Regions from separate parts of the Mus musculus genome. Here all the other regions are linked to region 1. A link is a loop called in an ENCODE intact Hi-C map of the cell type or tissue named here. Cell type or tissue: gastrocnemius. All regions are shown on one strand.

The links. Hi-C counts contacts between places; a loop is a spot of excess contacts. Peaks named below come from ENCODE experiments on the same cell type or tissue, not always from the same donor. Only the 100,000 strongest peaks of a DNase experiment are listed, where the experiment ranks them.
Region 2: it touches region 1 in a loop (11-fold over the local background); 29 of 42 quality-filtered maps call a loop at or near these places.
Region 3: it touches region 1 in a loop (2.6-fold over the local background); 37 of 42 quality-filtered maps call a loop at or near these places.
Region 4: a loop joins it to region 1, with 5 times the contacts of the local background. A loop is called at or near these places in 37 of 42 quality-filtered maps.

The regions. Positions count from the first base shown.
Region 1 is chr7:66,307,385-66,312,384 of GRCm38, forward strand. It overlaps Lrrk1 (leucine-rich repeat kinase 1), which reads right to left. Exons shown (of 34, transcript NM_146191.3): 7 at 1,277-1,503. Among named protein-coding and RNA genes, the nearest start is that of Gm45989, 28 kb to the left of the region's middle. In gastrocnemius, a CTCF peak has its summit at 2,717 (motif pointing right); DNase peaks (open chromatin) are centred at 1,928 and 2,737; H3K4me3 peaks cover 516 bases; H3K27ac peaks cover 3,630 bases.
Region 2 is chr7:66,387,087-66,392,086 of GRCm38, forward strand. It overlaps Lrrk1 (leucine-rich repeat kinase 1), which reads right to left and starts at 1,255. Exons shown (of 34, transcript NM_146191.3): 1 at 1,134-1,255. Aldh1a3 (aldehyde dehydrogenase family 1, subfamily A3) reads right to left here. Exons shown (of 13, transcript NM_053080.3): 13 at 3,806-5,000. In gastrocnemius, CTCF peaks have their summits at 1,276 and 2,343; DNase peaks (open chromatin) are centred at 1,092, 1,219 and 2,310; H3K4me3 peaks cover 2,378 bases; H3K27ac peaks cover 2,230 bases.
Region 3 is chr7:66,652,311-66,657,310 of GRCm38, forward strand. All of the region lies in intron 5 of Asb7 (ankyrin repeat and SOCS box-containing 7), which reads right to left. Among named protein-coding and RNA genes, the nearest start is that of Asb7, 35 kb to the right of the region's middle. In gastrocnemius, no CTCF peak of the experiment used is centred here; no DNase peak of the experiment used is centred here.
Region 4 is chr7:66,659,644-66,664,643 of GRCm38, forward strand. Asb7 (ankyrin repeat and SOCS box-containing 7) reads right to left here. Exons shown (of 6, transcript NM_080443.2): 5 at 7-612. Among named protein-coding and RNA genes, the nearest start is that of Asb7, 27 kb to the right of the region's middle. In gastrocnemius, CTCF peaks have their summits at 2,061 (motif pointing left) and 2,277 (motif pointing left); a DNase peak (open chromatin) is centred at 2,039; H3K4me3 peaks cover 295 bases.

The DNA.
Region 1 (5,000 bases):
TACCACAATGGAATCTGACTTTGGTGGGTTCTTTCGGGTGGTCTTCTGAACATCCTGGAATTAACATCTTTGCCCGAACAAAAGCAAGCAGTACCCAGAGGCTCTGCATCAGGAATGCAACCTTTAAGGGCTTGCAAATCTGTTCATTTGACCCAGGCTAAGGAACCTAATGCAGATGGCCCATGCTCTTTACATTTATCAGTTTGTAAAACTCATTTATGAGATTCAAGGACTAACCTCAAGCTCTTACCAACATTCTTGCCTCTTACAACATTTAAATCTCCAGTTTCTTTTAAAACTTACACCAGTGTGCCCTGGCACCCCCTTGGAGGTCAGAGCACAACTTTCAGGAGTCAGTTTTTCCTTGCCAGTATGTAGGTTCCAGGCCACCAGACTTGACAGCAAGCACCTCTACCCACTGGGTAATCTTGCCAGCCTCAGCCTTAGCTGTGGCAATCAGCTCAAGTCCTTTCTGCAATGAAGTCTGGTGGCTACCAATCCTAAAATCTAAGTACAGACCTCTGATGGTCCGTCATGATTGTCAAACCCTTCTGGGCATGTCTGTGAGGGACCATTCAGATCGGGTGAATTGAGACAGGAAGGCACTGAACATGTGTGACACCATCCCATGGGTTGGGGGTCCTAGGCTGAGTACCAAGAAGCAGCCATCTCTCTCTGCTTCCCAACTACAGATGTAGTATGACCAGCTCCCTTCTGAGCCTTCAGTCATGCCTTTCCCACCACATTAAAATGGCTCCTTCAAACTGTGAGTCAGAATAAACCCTTCCTTCTTTAAGTCATCAGGGTATTTAGTCACAACAATGAGAAAAGTAATTGATAGATGTCCTTCCCTTCCTGGGCCACCTCAGGGCTCAGGGCTCTAGGAAAGACAGGCAGCACCAGTGTCCATGTGCTGCCACATTCCCGTATTGATCCTTTCCTCAGGCCCGCCCAGCCATTTCTGGTGGGGTAAACCCTTCTACCAGCCCAGGAAGCCTCTAGCCACTGCCCTCTGATTCTGAGCAGGACCAGTCGGGTACTTTGAACAAACAGCCTCATGCGGCTATGCATGATCTTAGCCTAGACCATCTGTTCAGACTTCTCTGGCTCCTAAGGGGTCAGAGATCTTGATGGCTGTGCTCTTGTGAGCGAGCAGTCCTTTTACTACTGCTAATAGCTAGTTTTCCAAAACATAAAATTCAACCCAGGACCCTCTGACGGGAAGGTGACTGTGACGGGTGGGCACAGAGGGCCTTGACCACGCCCCTGGGCCCACCTGGAGCAGATGATTTCGTCGGAGGACTGCACGCAGGGCAGCTCCCCCAGCTGGTTGTTTGAGAGATTCAGCTTCTTTAGATTGATGAGTCCCCAAGGGATGATGGAAGGGAGCGAAGGCAGGCAGTTGGCAGACAGGTCAAGCTCTGTGATCTGGCAGGAGATGTCTAGGAGCCAGTCCAGGTCCACCCAGGGCAACTTCAGATGGGACCATTTCACACGAAGTGCCTGGGGTTGGATAGCAAGGAACAGCACCTAAATTTGGTGAGTCTAAGCCCAAGGTGGGCCTGGAGTAAAGGCTCAAGTGAGGCTGTGTACCCACTCCAGCTGGATCCCTATCCTGAGAAACTGGGGCCATGTCTACCTTGCCTTCCCAGCTTCCACCATGGTAGCTGGCACCAGGAAGTAGCGAGTGTACTCTGTACAAATCGTCTGCTCATGGCTCCTCGTCACCCCCAGAGGGTATCCATGGGCTCAGAGCCAACCCTTAGGAGCCGCACACTGGGGTGCAGGGAAGCAGCAATGGCTTTTGGGTCCAAAGGAGCCCCCCCCCCCCCCCGAGGCTTGGCTATCCTCTTCTCAGGCAGGGAGAAGGCCGAGTCCTAAATGTGGCTCTGAGATCTCTGTTCTTGAGTCACTTTGTGTGATCTGGGCAGCCACTGTCTTCAGCCACCTGGCGCTGTGCCAGGCCACACTTTGGACACCACCAATCGGAAATCCAGAACTCTGGTCCACACCTCACAGCAAGGAAACCATGCCCCTTAGCAAATAGCCCAGGAAGCAAGATAAACATTGTTATCTCCGTAACAACCTAATGAGCTCACCAATTTCCTCTGTAACAGTCAGCCCAGGACTATATTAGTAACAGACAGCTTCCCTAACTTTTGGCCCTGCTTTCAGTTCAGGTCAACCTGAGAAAGCTAAGTATTATGGCCCCTACAGAGATATACAGGAATTCTTACTTCCAGCGATGTCTCCAATTTCCATGAACAATAACCTCCATTGAAGACACAGTAAAACCTTCCCTTGGTTTTGTTCTGAGACTTATCAACTCCTCTGTGCCCTGAGTCTCTGCCACATGCAAACCACAGCCCAACCTTCTTGCTGTGGCACACCCAGAACATGTTCCTTATTTTTTTTCCACAAGAGGAAGTCAGAAATCCCAGTGATCTGCTATTGCCAGGCAGCAAATGGGTCCTGGTTTAATACATAAGACTAAGGTTTTCTTCAGGGATATCAAAGAATCTGAGACTCAACTGGGTTTCTGGGGAGAAGAAATCTGTTTCTTTTGGCTTGTATATCCAAAGAAAATTCATAACAGAAAATTACAGGGCCAGAATATAGACAAAAATGAATGTTTCACAAATGGGAACGTGTAAGAACCACAGGAACTGTGAGAAAGCTACCAGCAATCTTGGTTAAGCTGGCCTTGGCAATTGGCAGCGGCTGTGATCATATCTGGCCACAAGGTGGTGCTGTGCTCCCTTAGCCAAATCCTGTGCCTTACCGCCCTTCCAACAGAAAGTTCTCCTCCAGTCTTTATCTCCCTCTTCATTTGTGTAGATGAAGAAGGATGAACAACTAAGATCCAGAGAGAGGAGTCCTAGCCTCTGGCAATTGTGTTAGATAAGTCACTCAATTTCCCTGGCGGCTTTTTTCCTTTCTAATGACTGACGTTTCCCACTTACTCTAAACACTTAAGTCCAGAAAAATCTAAAGTTTGCCAAGAGTTGAACTAGGACCTAATGGACCCCACAGACCTAGAGTTACCTGCTGTCAAAGCAGCATCACCAGGGATGTCTCCCAGCACCTTTCTACACACAAAAACACACCCTCTTGGGGCTGGCTGGGGAGATGGCTCTCTGGTTAAGCACTTGCTGAGTGTGACCCCTAGTCCTTCCTGCTGTTGGGTGGCTCACAGTTGCCTGTAACTCTAGCGTTGAGGGAATCCTATGCTTCTGGCTCCGAGGGCACCTGTGTTCATCATATGCACTCCTCCACACACACACTAAAACATTCGAAAATAAAACCAAAATTCTTCACTCTTTACTGAACCATTTCCGAATGTTGTATCATGACATGCGTCCTAGTAAGGGTTTCTATTGCTGTGACGAAACACCAGGGCCGAAGCAACTTGGGAGAAAGGGTTTATTTGGCCTTCACTTTCACATCCCTGTTCATCTAAGGAAGTCGGGACAGGAACTCAAGCAGGGCAGGGGTTGGTAGCAGGGGCTGGTGCAGAGGCTTCCTTCACAGGGGTCATTCTGGTAGAAGGAAACCAGCCACACCAAGAGTGTGGTGTGTACCACTAACCTCACTAGACCCTAAGGACAGAGGAATGCAATCTGCACTGCCAGTTCTTAACGCTCTTTCTAGGGCTCACTGCCACACGTTTCTTTACAACTGAAATCTGATCAACTCAAGCCCAGAGAGAAGCGGTCAAAGTCTGAAGATAGGACGACAGACGAGCATGCGGCACGATGCATGCTGGGAAAGATGGGGCAGACTGTAGATGAACACGGAAGCTTTCCACCTGGTCTTGGCATACATTGGGAATTTGGACTGATGCGTTTTATTATTTTCGGTGCACGGGCACCCAGAGTACTTAAGTATTTACAGGGTGCCACCGAGAGTAGACAAAAAACATCAAATGACAACGATATCCACACACTTGACAGAAACAGGTTCAGCAAGCCTACAGCGCTCACTGCTTGTTTGTGTTAGTCTGGGCAAAATTACCACAAACCAAGCTCCGAGGGAGCACAGCCAGCCATTGCATAACCCTGTCCCAGAGGGCTGAACCGAAAGATCAAAGGCAGCTGGCACTGAGTGCTGAACAGCCCAGCCATCAGGTCTCACGAACTGAACAGGCCCAACACAGATGGAAAATGTCCTGGTGTTTGTCTCCAAGCCTTTCAGACGCCGGCCAAATGGGAGAAAGCACACAGGCAGCACCATCCGCCCCAGAGGCAGCAAGGGAAGGCTTAGAAAGCTGTTTTCCAAGGTGATGGTTGGAACTTACAGTGTTCAGGGGTTAAGTGGGAAGCTGGGGAGAGGCTCAGTGAGGAAATGGGGTTTGCCCTGCAAGTCTGGGGACCTGAGTTTGAGTCCCAGAACCCAAGTTAAGGTGGAAAAAGACAACGGCCAGGCCTCTCAGCAGGAAGTATTCCGGTCATATTGGGACACAAGCTCTCCTCTCCTTTTTACAGTTCTCATCCAGGAATCAAATGGCTCCTTCTACTGATCCCCCAAAGTTATCTTCAGATCTCCATACATACATCACACAAACATTCTATACACACTCCATCACATACACACCTTTGTACAGACAATAGACAGACACACATTAGTAACAATAAGATTAAAAGTTTTTTTTTATAAAGAACAAAAAAGGGTTGTGCATGTATGTTGGGCCATAGGCAAAGAGTCTTATAGAGAAAGCCCTTCTGATCTGGGGGTGGAGGCTGCAATACAGATGCATTATCTGCCTTGCATATTCTAGAAGCTACTGGCCACAAAGGTGTCACCTTCCCCCACCCCCAAATAATTTTCACTATATTTTATTTACTCTGTGTATTAATTTTCACTATATTTTATTTACTCTGTGTGTTAATTTTCACTATATTTTATTTACTCCGTGTGTGTTTGTGTATATCTGTATGAGCATGCCACACCACAGCACCCATGGAGGTCAGAGGACAATGTGAAGGGATTGGCTCTCTTCC
Region 2 (5,000 bases), 80 kb after region 1:
GGTGTGGGGGAAGGAAACGTTTGGCTGACTAGAAAAGCCCCTCTAAGGACAAATTAGGTGTTGGTATGCTATATTCTTCTGGAACATGAGCAAGGACAATGAAAACCAAATCACAGAAAGAATTCAATGCTAAAGTTTTTCAAAGTGTACAAATCGTAGGTCCTTTGATGCTGCTATGTGAGTGTGAGTGACCAACTCATCAAAAATAGGTTATTTGGTGAGAATTTGCTAAGAGAATTTGCCTTTAAGACCCTATCTATCCTGCTCCGGTTTTTGCAGGGATGAGCATCATGTAAGAGAAAAACGTAATGGCCTCAAACTATTAAAAGCCAGACTGAACTGGCTGTCAGCATCCCTAGAGTCTCTCCATTGCTGTCTTTCTTACTGCCCCTCCAGGAATTCTTGTTCTCATCCATTAAGGACTGCCACTGGCTCCAAGCAACAGAGCCCATAGGCAAAGTGATGGGACCACAGGGTGAGAAACATGCCCCACGCGTGGAGCAGGGGAAGACCTCCAGACCATCCAGCACCACCCGGCTGTCCCGCACGCGCGGGAAGAGCCTCGCTGGGCCTTTGCCTCCAGCCACTCGCGCCCACGAACTCCCACGCTTAGACCCCACCCCCACTCCCAAGTTAAAAGTCAGGCTTTTTTTTTTTTTTTTTTTTTTCCAAACGCAAAAGAACTTTGTAGTCTCCCTAGTGTTTCCTACTTTTGTTTCTGAACTCGGCTCCCCGCCCCCGCCCCGCTCCGATCCCAGGCTGGTTTTCGGCTGCCCCAGCTCCCGGGTTCTAGCTCTGCACTCGCTTTAACCCTTCAAGGGGCGAGGGTCGCTGCGCAGCCCAGAGAGGCAGCGAAGAGACCCCGGGCAGCCCGAGTTCCAGACGCCCACCGGAGCTGTGACCTGCGGGTCCCGGACACAGGCCGGGGTCCGGAGCACGCGGTCGCCCGGGGTACGGGGTGCTGAGCTGGGGAGAGGAGCTGTGGGGCGAGGCGAGACGCAGGGCACAAGCAGGCGACGGCGGCTGCACGCGGGGACCCGGGCGCGGGACGGGGTGGTGCGGGCAAAGCTTGGATCTAAGGTGCGGGCTTCGCTCGGGTCCTCGGACAGGGCGCGGGTCGGAGCAGCACTTACCTGCGGCGGCAGGGTCTGGAAGCCGCGGATCGGCGACATCAGAGGGCCGGGGCCTGCCGGTCCTACCGTACTCTGCCCTGCAATGCTCTGGCCGCCGGGGGCCAGACGCACTTCCTCAATCCTGCGGCCGCCTGGCGGGCGGAGAGGGCGGGTGGCGCGGAAGCAGGGCTGTGCCAGAGGGTCGGCCGCCCCGACCTCCCCTGGATGGCCTGCCTCGGTTTCCCTAGCTGCAAGATGTCGGTGACCAAGCTCACTGCTCTTGTGCCTCGGTAGACGCTTGGGTCTTGAAACTTTGTGGACTCCTCTCCAAATTTGAATGCTTTGCTGCCTTCCCTGCGGACAGGCACAGTGACAAGGTTGTGCCTTTCCTACCCTGCTCGAGTAACAGATTAATTTTTATCCTGTTTGCTGGCCATATACTGTGACTGTAAATATTAAGAGAGCGAGAATATTAATGTGTGTGCAGGTCTTTATGGAGCGGTGCAGAAACTACATTTTAAAAGTTGATGTTTTGTAAACTGCGCTTTTTCACCACACGAGTTCGCTAACTTAAATTATGGACGTTTGCAAAGATATTACTAGCTGATGAATATTTTTCGATTTTCGAACTCCGGAGTAGCTGGGATTACAGGAGCATGCCACCCTGACTGGCTGCTTGTGGCGATGAGGTGGAATGTTGTCAGTTGATTCCACTGAAGTTAATAACCAAACGCGGCTATACACTCAGCAGGCAAGCTTCGGATTCCGCTCGTTTTCCCCGAGAAAAGATAATCCTTGGTAGAAAATCAGTACTGGACCGAAGTGCTTCTTACTGGTAAGAATGAATATTCCTGAGACCAAGTGCAAAGAACATTGACAGACCGCCTCACTGGCAGCTCACAGAATTTGAGAAGCCGTGGGCCGCCTGAGATATTTTGGGAACACCTCAAGTGTTTGTTTAGAGTTGGAGTTTGTATCCCTAGTTGGCAAGGCCACAACCTCGCAGCTCTTCTACGTTCGCTCTTCTTTTCCTCCATCGAACACTGTTACAAAAATGTAGGTGGGGTTCTGCAATCCTGTCCTCACCACCGAGGTCCTCAGACCAATTAGCAAGGCCAGCAACATGACTGCTATGGAAAAGTCCCTAATAATTTGCAAGGCATGGCGTCAGCAGTTTGAATGAGCCTGGCTTGGTGGCGCCTTCAGGGCATACATACATCACTGCCACCTAGCGTTACTAAAAGGAAGTCCATGTCTAGAGCCAGGACCAACACACACTAAGAGGACTTGTGTTGCCTATGCTTAAGTGGCAAGAAATTTTCCACTTTAAACAATCTTAGAAATAGGTTAAGAAAAGTGCCCAATTTAAAACAAACAAACGAGCAAACAAAGGTCTGGAATATTCGACACATATATGAGCTTTTTTTGAGATGGCCATATCACAGTATTCAACTGTACCCAGTAGGTGTGTTTTAATCACAAGTTTGCAAAGGAGACAATTACAGAATAGCTAAAATTCCTTCTCACTTCTTTTTCATTCCTGCAGACCCATGTTTTTCTTGGGTTTGCTCACATCCCACCCTGACTTTCAGTCTGAGGTTGGAATTACCCTGTCTACAAAGGGGTCCTCTGATAGACAGTGGTCAGAGGTAGATCAGCCACCCACCTCCCTGAATGAGCATGACACTGCGGAGGCTAACTGTTCCTTTTGTCTTCTGACACTCGATTTTATTCAGCCAAATGCTCACTTTTGTTTGATGTCTCCCCCCCCCACACACACACACAATAATTTAAAGACCCTCTTCCGGTCTCCACCTACAATCACAGTTGGCTACAAGGATTCTAGTAGGCATTAGAAAGTAGGCACCCACCAAGAGCTGAAACTAGAACATCCCATAATGTCTTCTTTGAGAGAATGTGTCCAAGTGCATGCATATAATTGCACCTGCACACACTTATACACACATACTCACACATGTCTCTAGAGTGGTTCTGTTCAGGCAGGCGTGCTCTAATTAATCAGACAATAGGAGGTGTCATTTTAATATCATCCTATGCTCACATTTGGATCAGATATGAAGTGCTCATAAATATAGCAACACAAGCAGAGGGGCTTACTGAGAAAGCTCTGGTGCAACCTCCAGCACCATATTTTAAGGGGGTGATGTTTTCACATGTGTCAGAGGCCTGGTCTTGCAATGCTGAGTTCACAGTTTGATCGTTCCAGGCCTACACAAGGTTTCTGCTGCAACATCAATGTCAGGTCATAACCGGGTAACTGATGTCTCTTGGCAATTAGAAGCCTTAAGAACTTCAGCTAAGTCAAGTCTAGACCCTTAGATCATCATAGACAAAGTCACAAAAGTAGACACATGGCCACTATTTGGGGACAGGATTTTTTTCCCCAAATCCTCATTTTCTGCACTTGCCATTGTTGCCTTGTGATTAAAAGGAACTTAGGCAGCATAGAAGGCACCTTACACTTTGCCTGTGAGCCACGGAGCTCTTCACCATGCAAGACTGTAGAAATGGCCGTTACCATCAAGAAGAGCCCTGTGCGTGCCCGACTGGAGGCGTGTGATTTCATTTTCCCATTGTCTTATCAAAAGCCACATCGCACAGAAGTCTCAGAAAGAGAAGGGCCTGCCACAGAATTCAAATGGGGTTAGTCCTCCAATGAAAAACAATCAATGTTTCTCTGTGTCCAACTTTATTTTTTCATTGCTGAACACACAATCTGAACTTAAGATCAAAATCCCCAATCCAATTGATTTAAAAACCATACCACAGGGGTAAACCTTAAAAGAAGTGAGATCTAACATTATATAGATTTTCATTTCTAAGTACAGTATATTACAGAAGGTTAAATACACTACCTCCGTGTACTTACAGCTATAAAAAGATACATTAATGATACCAATTATAAATAATGTAACATTTCATATTAAAGGCATTATTGTACAATGGAAGAATAGCAACCCTCTAGTGTACTATGGTGAAGGGTAGTGCCTAGAGTTATTGAGATACCCAAAATTCAGTGTCCGAAGCCAAATCCTGACTTAACTAGTTATGGTAGTATAAGTGTTGAGGGAGGAAAGAAGGTGGATGGAATATTGCTTGTCTCCGACAGGGCTGAGAGCCCCGATTCACGCCCCACATTCTCTACCTCACACTGGTTCAGATAGAAGACTTAATTCTCACGCTTGCTCAGCCCAACTTTATCCTCAAATGTAAGCCTCACATCTAATTAGGCAGGTGCATGTTTACTGACAGTGAAAGTTACCCAAACAGCAGTCAACCCAAAGAGTGTGGTTCTACCCTTAAAGCTTTATGGGGATCGTTTTAGTTTTCCAAGTTCAAACATGAAATTGCGCATCATATGCATACATCAAAGAGGAAAGGAAAACATGTTTTAACATGACTGAGGTACCCAGGTCACTTGGTGGTCCCTTGTGGGATCCAGGTGTTACTTGTTAGCCAATCATAAATGAAAGCCCAGACGGGATTTTGAAGACTACAGAACTATGCAGTGGCAGCTATTTCTTGCTGGCATGAACTTCACTAATCTAAAACAGGTAATGGAGCTGGAGAAGAGAAAAAGGAAGTGGGCGTGCCCGTTATTGAATGTGGTAGAAACGGGTATTTGAAAAAGTGAATGGTGGCTCTGAGGGTCAAATGTGAGGCTCCATTGCCCAGGGTTTGCTCTGCCATGGTAGTTCTAACATGAGCCCTCAGTGGCAAAGGTGACACGTTGTCTGCCTTAGATGGGCCTATGTCGTGGAAGACCATCTCATAACTATAGGGCAAACTCTTTGGGATGTTGATTTGGTCATTCCAAAGTCAGGATTGTTTTCAAGGTGAACCCCATGGTCAGTGCCCATATGCAGC
Region 3 (5,000 bases), 340 kb after region 1:
GGAGGTGTGGCCTTGCTGGAGGAAGTATGTCACTGGAGGTGGGCTTTGGGAGTTTAAAGCCATTCCTTTTGCTAGTTCACGCTGCCTGGTGCTTGTGGCTGCTGCTTCCTGTTCCTGCTGCCACGCCTTTGCTCTGCCCTTCAGCCTCTCATCCTTTCTTCTAGACATGCCTTGTCATGGTGTTTTATCACAGTGACTGAGAAGTAACAGAGTCAGGCAAAAGTGATCCGTGGTTTTCTCTCAAATGTCAAGGCATCTATAGGTACCAACCCTGACAGTAGGGATTTATAAACACCTCAAGAAGGTATGGAAGAAGAGCCTTTCAGGTTAGTGAGAAGAGAGGGATTTATTTAAAAGGATGGTCTCTGTGTCAAAGAACCTAAGATGTGGTGTTATCTAAATGACCACAGTGTTCATTTTTAATATGTTAACAGTAGAAACTCCTGTAAGGCTCTAAAGTAGATGATCTGGCAAAAGTTTCCAATTCACTAGGGAAAAAAAAAATGTAAAGACCCTTAGTTAAAACGAGTCACATGAATTCTCCACATAGAGAGTATACTTATAATAGGTCATCCCATAAAATAACAACAGAAGCACTAGGAATGAGCATAGTAGGTCAGGACGGTTGTCATCTAGGCTGTGTGTGTGGTGAAGCCACGGCATACTACTCTGGGCTGAATTTAGCTCAGAAAGCCACAGCCTGTTTGACGTCCTTAAATTTTAAAACACTGAGAGGCCATGCCTTTTGTTAGCCTGCATTTTTAAAAGGTGTGTGTGTGTGTGTGCATGTGTATGTATGACGTGAGGTGTGTGTGTGTCTGTGTTGGTGGTGCCAGGGATTGAACCCAGGGCCCCTTGCACACTAAGCACTTACTCTACTACAGAGCTTCAAAACCAAGTCTCCCCTGGCCCCCAGGCCTCAAAGGGTTTTTTCTCTTTTTTTCTTCATTTTTACTTTTAGTCTCAAGTCTTATTTCTGTAAACATAGTACTTTGTGTGTGTGTTTTAATAACATAGTACTTGACTACTACTGAAATCTAAACAAAAAAATATTTCTGGTTACTTCGATATTTATAAAACAATATTTTTAAACATCTGTGATTAATGTTCCAGCAAGCAACTATCCTAAGCACTTGACAGAGTAAGTCTCCTGTGAAACAGTTTACACAACTCAATTCCCAGCCTCTTCAGCTTTCCCTTTCAGCATTATGAGCTATTTAATTCCTTAAAACACACAAATCCAAATCCCCCGGGCCTGCCTTTTACACAGCACTGAAGGTGTGCTGACAGTGACTCTAGGTTTTGCACGATGCTTCTGAGACACAGGCAACTGCCCCAGTCAATGTCTCAGTGAACCCGCGGACGTCCAGACCAGCCGTGGAGCAGGCCACTGGAAGAAGGCCACGCCAGCAAGGTGATGGGTGGTTCATTTACTCGGGGACCTGGCATGTCTGACATGTTCTGTGCATGACTAGTCTCTGAAAACTGCCTTCAGGATCCAACATACTAAAATTCCCAACTGATAGGATCACTAATCCTGAGTCAGCAAAGCCACAATTTTATAAATGTCAGTCAGGAAGGAGGGGTCTCTCCAGAGCCAAAGCCATACGCAGGCAAGTGTGAGGCAAGCTTTCAACTTACCCAGATTTTTTAATCAAAAATACATTAACGATTCTTCAAATTCTCAAACACCAGGCTGAGAGGATACCTTTAAAACCCCTGAATGTAGGGCTGGCATGTGGCATAGTGATGGTAACCGTGGACCAATTACTGAGTATGCCCACTGCCCTGGCGTTGATCTTTAGCACTGAAAATGTGGAAATTCCACAGTGCTCAGTCGCCTTGCTTAGCTGGCGGATGGATGCCTCTGTACCTTTACAGTGGGAAACTCTCAGAGAACTTTTGCTTCTGCTGATTATACTGCTCTATAGTTACCATACTCAGAAAACTACACATTTCAGAAACATTTTGACTTGCTTAAAAATAACAATGATCAGTTTATCAGCTGACGTAATTTTTATGAAAACAAATAAAAACCAGAGTCACTTTCAGAACAAGGTGGCTGCAAAGAGAGGGCTGTTGCTCCTTTCCTGCAAATGTCTGCCTTCCATCTGCTCTGAACTTCCGAGTGCTAGCCTGGCACACTGTGCTAGCCTGATGCAGTGTGCTAGCCTGGTGCACTGTGCCGGCCTGGCACACTGTGCTAGCCTGATGCAGTGTGCTAGCCCCGAGGCTAGCTTCACTCAAATATGTTGCTAGGAAAGCAAGGAGTACTTAGAACAGCCTTTTCCAGCTAACCTTGGATCCTCTATGAACCTGTCGTAAAATGAGACAAGGAGCTTTTTTCTTTTTCAATTTGATGTGTGTGTGTGTGTGTGTGTGTGTGTGTGTGTGTGTGTGTGTGTGTTGCATACATATGAAGTGCATGTGTGTGCAGAGGCCAGTAGTAAATACTGTCTTCCTCAACTGCTCCTTCACCTTATTTTTTGAGGCAGGGTCTCTCACTAAAGCTGGAGGTCAGCGACTGGCTGGGAGCTGGCCCGGAAGCCCCAGGGATCCTCCTGTCTTCACTCGCCTGCTGCTGGGGTTACAAAAGCATGCTACCATGGCCAGCATGTTATCTGGGTGCTGCTTATCCAAACTGATGTCTCCATGCTTGCTTGGCAAACACTACCAGCTCAGCCGTCTCCCCAGTCCCAACGGTGGCACAGAATCTGAAATACATTGATGAACTTTCTGTACGTTTAGATTATAGTCCATTGGTGTATCTTAAACTTCTAGTGGATCTTTTACCCATGCACACAGTAACATAAACTTGTCATCAGGAACACATGGCACACTAGGTTATGCATGCCTTCAAATTGTTAGCCAATTTCAACATATGATAGCAAAAGAAATCACTTTTCTTAATATTTCCAGTGATCTCAGAAAACCATTACATAGAAGGACTCTCACAATTGTAAATACAAGTTTTTGAAACCCCTCTTTTCAAAGCTCAAGTCTGACTGGTCATCAATACTGTGGTCATTTTCCTTGATGTGACAAGTGAACTTTGCTCGTTTCTAAGAAAATGCCTGCTAAGTGCCCATGATTAAATGGTACAGTTTGGCTGTCAGTCAATCTTTCAAGGAGAAATGGTTCTCCATGAAAAAGCTGCTGGTCCAGCTCAGACAGACCTGCCACTTCCCCACTTGGCCGTCTTCACCCACAGAGCGCTGACAAGGTCTGTGCACAAAGGGACAAGACTCGACTCAGTTACGGTTACGCTTTGTCCAACGCATTTGTAAATGGGCTGCAGTACCCATGACTGAGGCTGCCTGGCAGCGAGGAAAACAGTGATTACCAGTGCCACACCAGCCAGACTGTCACTCTAACCTGGAAGCACAAAGGTCACCTAGTGAAAACTGTGGCTATGCACAGCGTCTGGACCTTACACCCCCTGAAGCCTCCTAGAAGCCCATTCTCTGGAAAATACAACAAACAAATCCCAGGGCTCTATGGTGTGTGCTCTCTCTCTCCCCCTACCCCGTTCTCTCCTTCCTTCTGTCCTTCCCTTCCTCTCTAGTACTAGAAAACCACTGCCTTTAAAAGTAGCTGTTGGCAAGAATTTGGTTCAGCTCCCTCAGTTTTTCAAGGAGGGCACCAAGCTCTGAGGGGTGAGTCTGGGGGCTGAAGAGCTTGCTTGAAGTTACTAGGCACGCTGTTTGTGGTACTCTGCAGCACCCCATTCTGCGGGTTTGATGGCATCTCTGATAACGGGCACCGCTGAGAACCTGTGATGATGTAGAGACAGGAACCAGCTGATCCCAGTGTGCAAAGCACTCACCAGCTCAAAGAACCAAAGCAAGGATGCTTTCACACTTAAAAAAAAAAAAAAAAAAAGGCAACACCAGATGGACAATCCATTCTAACTCTCACAGAGCTTGGACGTCATCACTCCCAAGTGCAAAAGGAAGAAAAATTGCTCAACTTTAAAAACTAAGACTGATCTTGGAGCAAGCAAAAAGACTGAAGCTGCAGGCAGCGCACCTTCTTTGAAAGCTCTGGAGATTATGATTATTAGGCCAGCGTGCCATGACTGAGGCATGCTCATGAGGCATGCTCACCTGAGCAAAAGCCACGGGGCCCAGACACAGAAACACTGGAGGCTGCGGATGGACAGGAAATCAGGAGCCAGTCAAAGGAAGTTCTGCCAGGTCCTCAAAGTGAGGCCGATGAAGCCCCTGATGGCTATGACAGAGGCAGGTGTGTGCAACCAGCACCCCAAACCTCTCTAGAAGTTAAGGCTGCTCTCCAAAGGCAGAGACTCTCACAGAGAATGGACATCTCAGGTTCAGCCCTCTCAGCCTTCCTAGCTCACCTTACAGAACTGGAGGGAAAGCTACCTGAGGGAGAAAGCACGGATGGCCATTCCAGCCTGGGACACAGGCCCACTTACAAGGCTGGAAGTCAATTAGAAGATCATGGGGTTGTGGGGCCCCATCACACCTATAACTATACTAACTGCCCTTCAATGTAGTAGTGGTGGGTTAGACCTGAAAAAGAGTCAAGGGGATGAGGGGGAGGCTGAAGGAGGGGGAGAAACACAGACACAGGAGAACTTGGCCCAGGCAGCCATCTGCAGTCACATAAAACACAGCCCCATGCCAGAAGACGAGGAAGCCTTCCATGCAGGCTGTTAGAGGCAAGGGTATGGTGGCTCAAACCTATAATCCCAGCACCAGGGAAGCACAGGCAGAGAGACTGGCTGCAAGTCTGATGAGAGCCAAGGCCATCTCAAAAGGATCAAAATAGAAGAAAAAAAAAAAAGGGTGCGTGTGTGTGTGTGTGTGTGTGTGTGTGTATGTGTGTGTTATTTATCTGAGTTCTTGCTGCTCTTCACATTATGCCTAGCTTCAGCTTAAAAAAAAAGAAAACAAAAAACAAAAAACAAAAAAAAACCATACCATGCTAGGTAATATAAAAAGAAAGACAGCCAAAGAGATAAAGCTAGTATCAGA
Region 4 (5,000 bases), 350 kb after region 1:
ACATACTTGTGACGTCTTGTAAGAAATCCAAACACGGCCGACTACTTCCTGAAATACTTATGGAAACGGCCAGTGGAGTCTGACCTTCATAGTTCCTTGTGTTCGTGTCCGCTCCATAGTTATACAGCATCCGTGCGCAGAGCACGTCATCACGGAGGGCAGACAAGTGCAAAGGAGTCTGTCCGTCTTCTAGACGCCCTAAGTTTGTGTCTGCTCCTCTCTGAAGAAACATGCGGCAGTAAGAGTGATTGCTTTTGATCACAGCATAGCGCAGCAGGAATCCGTTCTGGATGTCGATGTTGGCGTTGTGGTCCAGAAGGATCTTCACACAGCTTGACCGCTCTCGGATGATGGCAAGCTGAAGTGGCGTTGTACCTTTATCACTGAGCGGGTCAACTTCAGCCTTGAACTCCAGGAGGAGCCGGACAAATGAGTCCCTACCGTAGTGGGCAGCCACATGGAGGGGAGTCCAGCCATCATTGCTTTTTGCATTAATAATGTCACTCCTGTACTCAGACTCTAACATCAGGCGTGCAATCCGGGCCCGGCCGTGCATGGCAGCGTAATGCAGAGCAGTGAAGCCTCCGATTAAATCCTTAACCGTGGGATCAGCTAGGGTTAAACCAGAATGAAAAGGTCAGTGGCTGCTGAGACAGAGCAAGTCTATCAGGGCAGAGTTATCAGGGACCAGCCGGTTATCCTGGACTGTGAAGGGTTCAATGCGATGGATGATGCTGAGGACTTGCCCAGGCTTAACACAGTATTAAGTGTCTCAGTGGAAAGCACATTCTAGTAGCAAGCTATCAAGCCCAAGTCAACGGGAGGAGGAGGGGGAAGAGCAACACTGTTTAAAGATAGGCCCTGCCAGCAGACCCGCAGCACCTCGCCCCTCCTGCTGGTCAACCTGAGACTTTCAGCCTCCGATCGCAGCCTGAATCACACTTCTCCCCTGTCTCCAGCTATTTTTGTGTTTTTTCCTTGTGCTACTTCTTGGCCTAAAGAGAAGCATGCACAGCAACACTGCTGCTCTGAATTACAGCATCCTACAGTCAGCCAGACTTGTTTTAAAATTTAGTAGGGTGTGTGTGTGTGTGTGTGTGTGTGTGGAGGGGGAGGCAAAGAACCAAGGTGCTGCTGCTATGTTCCATGAAAGAAGCAGGTGAGACCTGTGCTGAATGGCACAGCATGATACAGTCTGTGCACAGGACTGAGACAGGACCTCGAGTTCAGCTACAGACGGTCCTGTGAGCGTATCAGCAAGTGCTTTAGTTGCAAAGACGGGAGAAACCTCAGCACTGTATAAATACTGCTTTTCAAACGACTGTTGTAAAGACTCCTAAACCACAGATCCCTGGGAAGGAAACCTCCCAGGGATCATCTACCCAGCGGCTCTCTGAGCTACAGACCTTCGCCACCTACGCTGCCCTTCCTGTGGCGCCAAAGGTCAGCAAGCTGTGGCTCACATCTCACTGGCGTCCCTGTGTCCCTGGGACAGAGACAAGAATGACCTCCCCTACATGGTGGACCCGACTTCCTGGCAGCAAGTAAACCAGCCGAGGAAGAGCGCCCAGGTGGGCCTAGTGACAAGCATGACAATGCTCCTACATAACTCAGCTGTTATGTACAAAAAAAAAAAAAAAAAAAAATGTTCTTCACAGGCACAAAATGCCTCCAAATCTATGTGATTAAATACTTATGTACTGTTTAATAAGATCTTATTTAGTTCCAGACTACAACAGCTGGAGTCTCTTACAAGAGACTGCGAGGCAGAAAATGGTATGTTGAAATATTAATAATACCGTAGCGGGTGAAAACTGCAGTTAAAGAGTTGTTAGCAAATAGAACCTGTAAAAAGTAAACTATTACTTTAACTCCTTGCAATATTTGACATAATGTGACAGATAACAACAACAATAAAACCACCAACAACAAAAAAGAAGGCCTCGGCAATGGCCTTAACTAAAAGAATATTCAGTATCTAGGACGATGTAACAGGCAAGCCAGAAAGCTGATGTAAAGCACTCTGCTGCCACCTACTGGAAGAGTCTGATCATGCACTACTCATTCATCTTTCGCTACGGGTGACTGAGCTCTCAGACCAAACTGATTTAAAATTAGATTAAGTGATGGCTGGAGAGATGGCTCAGTGGCTGAAACTCTTGCTGCTCTTTCAGAGAACCTGGATTCAGTTCCCGACACAGGTATCAGGCAGCTCATAACCACCTGTTTCTTCAGCTTCAGGGGAACCTATGCCCTCTTCTGGTCTTAGCAGGGACTACATGTATAAACATAAATCCATGCTCGTTCGTTCGTTCATTCATTCATTTTCTCTCTCTCCTCCCCCCTCTCACACACTCACTTTCTCTCTCTCTCTCTCTCTCTCTCTCTCTCTTTCTCACACACACACACACACACACACACACACACACACACACACTACCACAAAATGACAAAAGGTGTCTTTATACCTGGCCACTTATTTCCAGATAATCCCTCTTGATCCTTTAGTGGATCTTGGGAACCCTTCGCTCCGCTCCTCCGACCTTTGAAGGTGCAGTTCTCTTAACCACACCCTACAGCCATGCTAGTTGACAAGTCAAGCTACAATACGGTCAGGAAGTTACACCTGCGTGTCTGGTTCTCACTGTATGCCTAGGTAAGGCTCCGCTTACATTCTAGTGCTACACTGAACTAAGAAAACACAGATTAACACAGAGCAGTGGCCTAACTCATCTCAGCACAACTCATTCAAATAAACTAACCAACCGCTTCCTGCAAGCAAAGGACAGAAGCAAGAACTAGAAGATAATAATGCATAAAAACTATAGCCATTGTCCCCAGGAAAAGGTGATGACATGAAACAGGGCCTGTGAGGGCACAAATTAGTCAGTGGGATGTGGTAAGAGCTCACTTGCAGCTCCAATAAAAACTGCAGGACACTGTCTTAGTGAGAAATGTGTAACACACAGCAAAAACCACCTGACTGGATTTCCTTAAGCTTCTTCATAGGTCTCTGCTGTTTCTCTGTATCAGTGAGATTTCTGAGTGCTCTGCCTAAAGTAACAACCCCACTGAGCTTCTCTGCTTCCTTACTAGATAGCTATCTACCCACCAGTGAGACCCAGTTAAAACAAACAGTAGCATAACATATGGAAACAACAAAGACACATCACTGTGCCGTGTGAGGTCTGTTTACTAAAGGCTTTATCAAGTGGAAGTGTGATTTGTTTATCAAGTACACATAAGCTCCAAGAATTCACAGTCGCATTAACTAAAAGCACTCAACATCCACAACAGGTTTGTTCACCCAAAGTCCCTCCTGCCTTTCACAACCAACATTCTACCTAGATTCTCGGAACCAAGCAGATGGAGGGCACAGCTTGGCTTTCGCAGGCTTTCACTAGGAAGGGGTCAGCTGCAGAAGCTGGCTGACTAACGTCACTTCGCAGGTGCTTCTGAGCAGGACTGGCTTATCTGCAATGGGAGGCTCTGGGAGCGATGCTATCACATACATGTCTGTTTCTGTTTCTCTTTGTAACGGAGGAGGACTGCAGACTCTGATGTTAAGAGTTTAATGGTGTGAGAAGCTTACTGTGCAGCCTGCGGTCAGTGTGTATGTGTGTGTGTGTGTGTGTGTGTGTGTGTGTGTGTGTGTGTGCCTTCTAGAACCCTGCCTTCTGTCCTTGCCAGTGATGCTCCACAGCATCAGAACCACTTTTAAATTTGCCCATTAAAAGGCTAAGTGATGATTTCTGTCCTGTTAATTCACAATTACAGGAACCTAGAGAGCTGGCTTCCCTGTATGCTTTCTTATGGATTATCTGTTGGTGTTCACTCAATTCCGTTGGGATGTCCTATTATGGAGTTATAGAGGCTCTTTGCATATTCTGCATATGGGCCAAACAGAGTATGCTTACTCACGGATTGGTTTTTGCAATGCTGAAGGCTGAACATAGACAAGCACCTACCACTGACCTACACTCGGCTCTCTCTTTAAAGCATTCCCTAAACTACTGCTCTGCTGAAGAAAACTCTGCCCAACACAACATGCCATGTTTCCTGTTCCTCTAGGTATTTTGCACTTTAAACCCTTATGTAGGTCAATGATCTACTGCTAGTTAACATTTATGTATGGTATAAAGTAAGATCAAGGTTCATCATTTGCCATGTGGCTATCTACTTGTTTTGGCACCATTTGTTAAAAATGCTTTCTTTACAAAATGGGGGGGGGGGCAGGTAAAGGTGCTTTGCCAAGAGAACCCGACAACATGAGCTCTAGCCTGGATGTCACTGAGAAAGAAGAACACGGACACCTAAGGAACTAAGGTGTATTCTGATCACATGTACACCTACACACACACACACACACACACACACTATCCCCTCTACTTATACAAACACAAAGAAATATTTTTTCTCAATGATTTATTCTGCCTTTGCTGAAATTCATTTTATCATCTGTGTAGTTTATTTCTGAACTATTCCGTTTATCTAAAAATAGTTCGGTTGGGTAGAGTAGCACAAAATCAAAGGTGGGGGCAGCAGCACAGTGAGTTTGAGACCATCCTGGGAACAGGTTAAAGGGTAGAATAAGTCACACATCAAACCCTATGTCAATCACGCTCCAGGATGCTCAGTGGCAGCAGGCTTATCCAGCATCCGCACGGCCCTTAGTCCAGTCCTATCCAGCATACACACAGAAAAAGATGCAATTAAACAAGACAAGAGTGTTGACATATGCAAATTCCAGTCGGGTTTAACTCTTTTAGCTTTATAGCGTGTTTGGTATCAGGTACTGTTAAGTCCTCCAACCTTTCTAAAACTTATCTCAGCTAATACATTTTCAAAGTACATTGTTAGTTTCTTCATACAAGCCTGACCTAATTTTTACTGTTCTAATTCCACCGACTTTACTGATGGCAAAGTCCCCCAAATTATCTAAATAATACTAATTTTCCCATGTAAGGAACATGAAGAATTCTCTATTTATTTAGGATTTT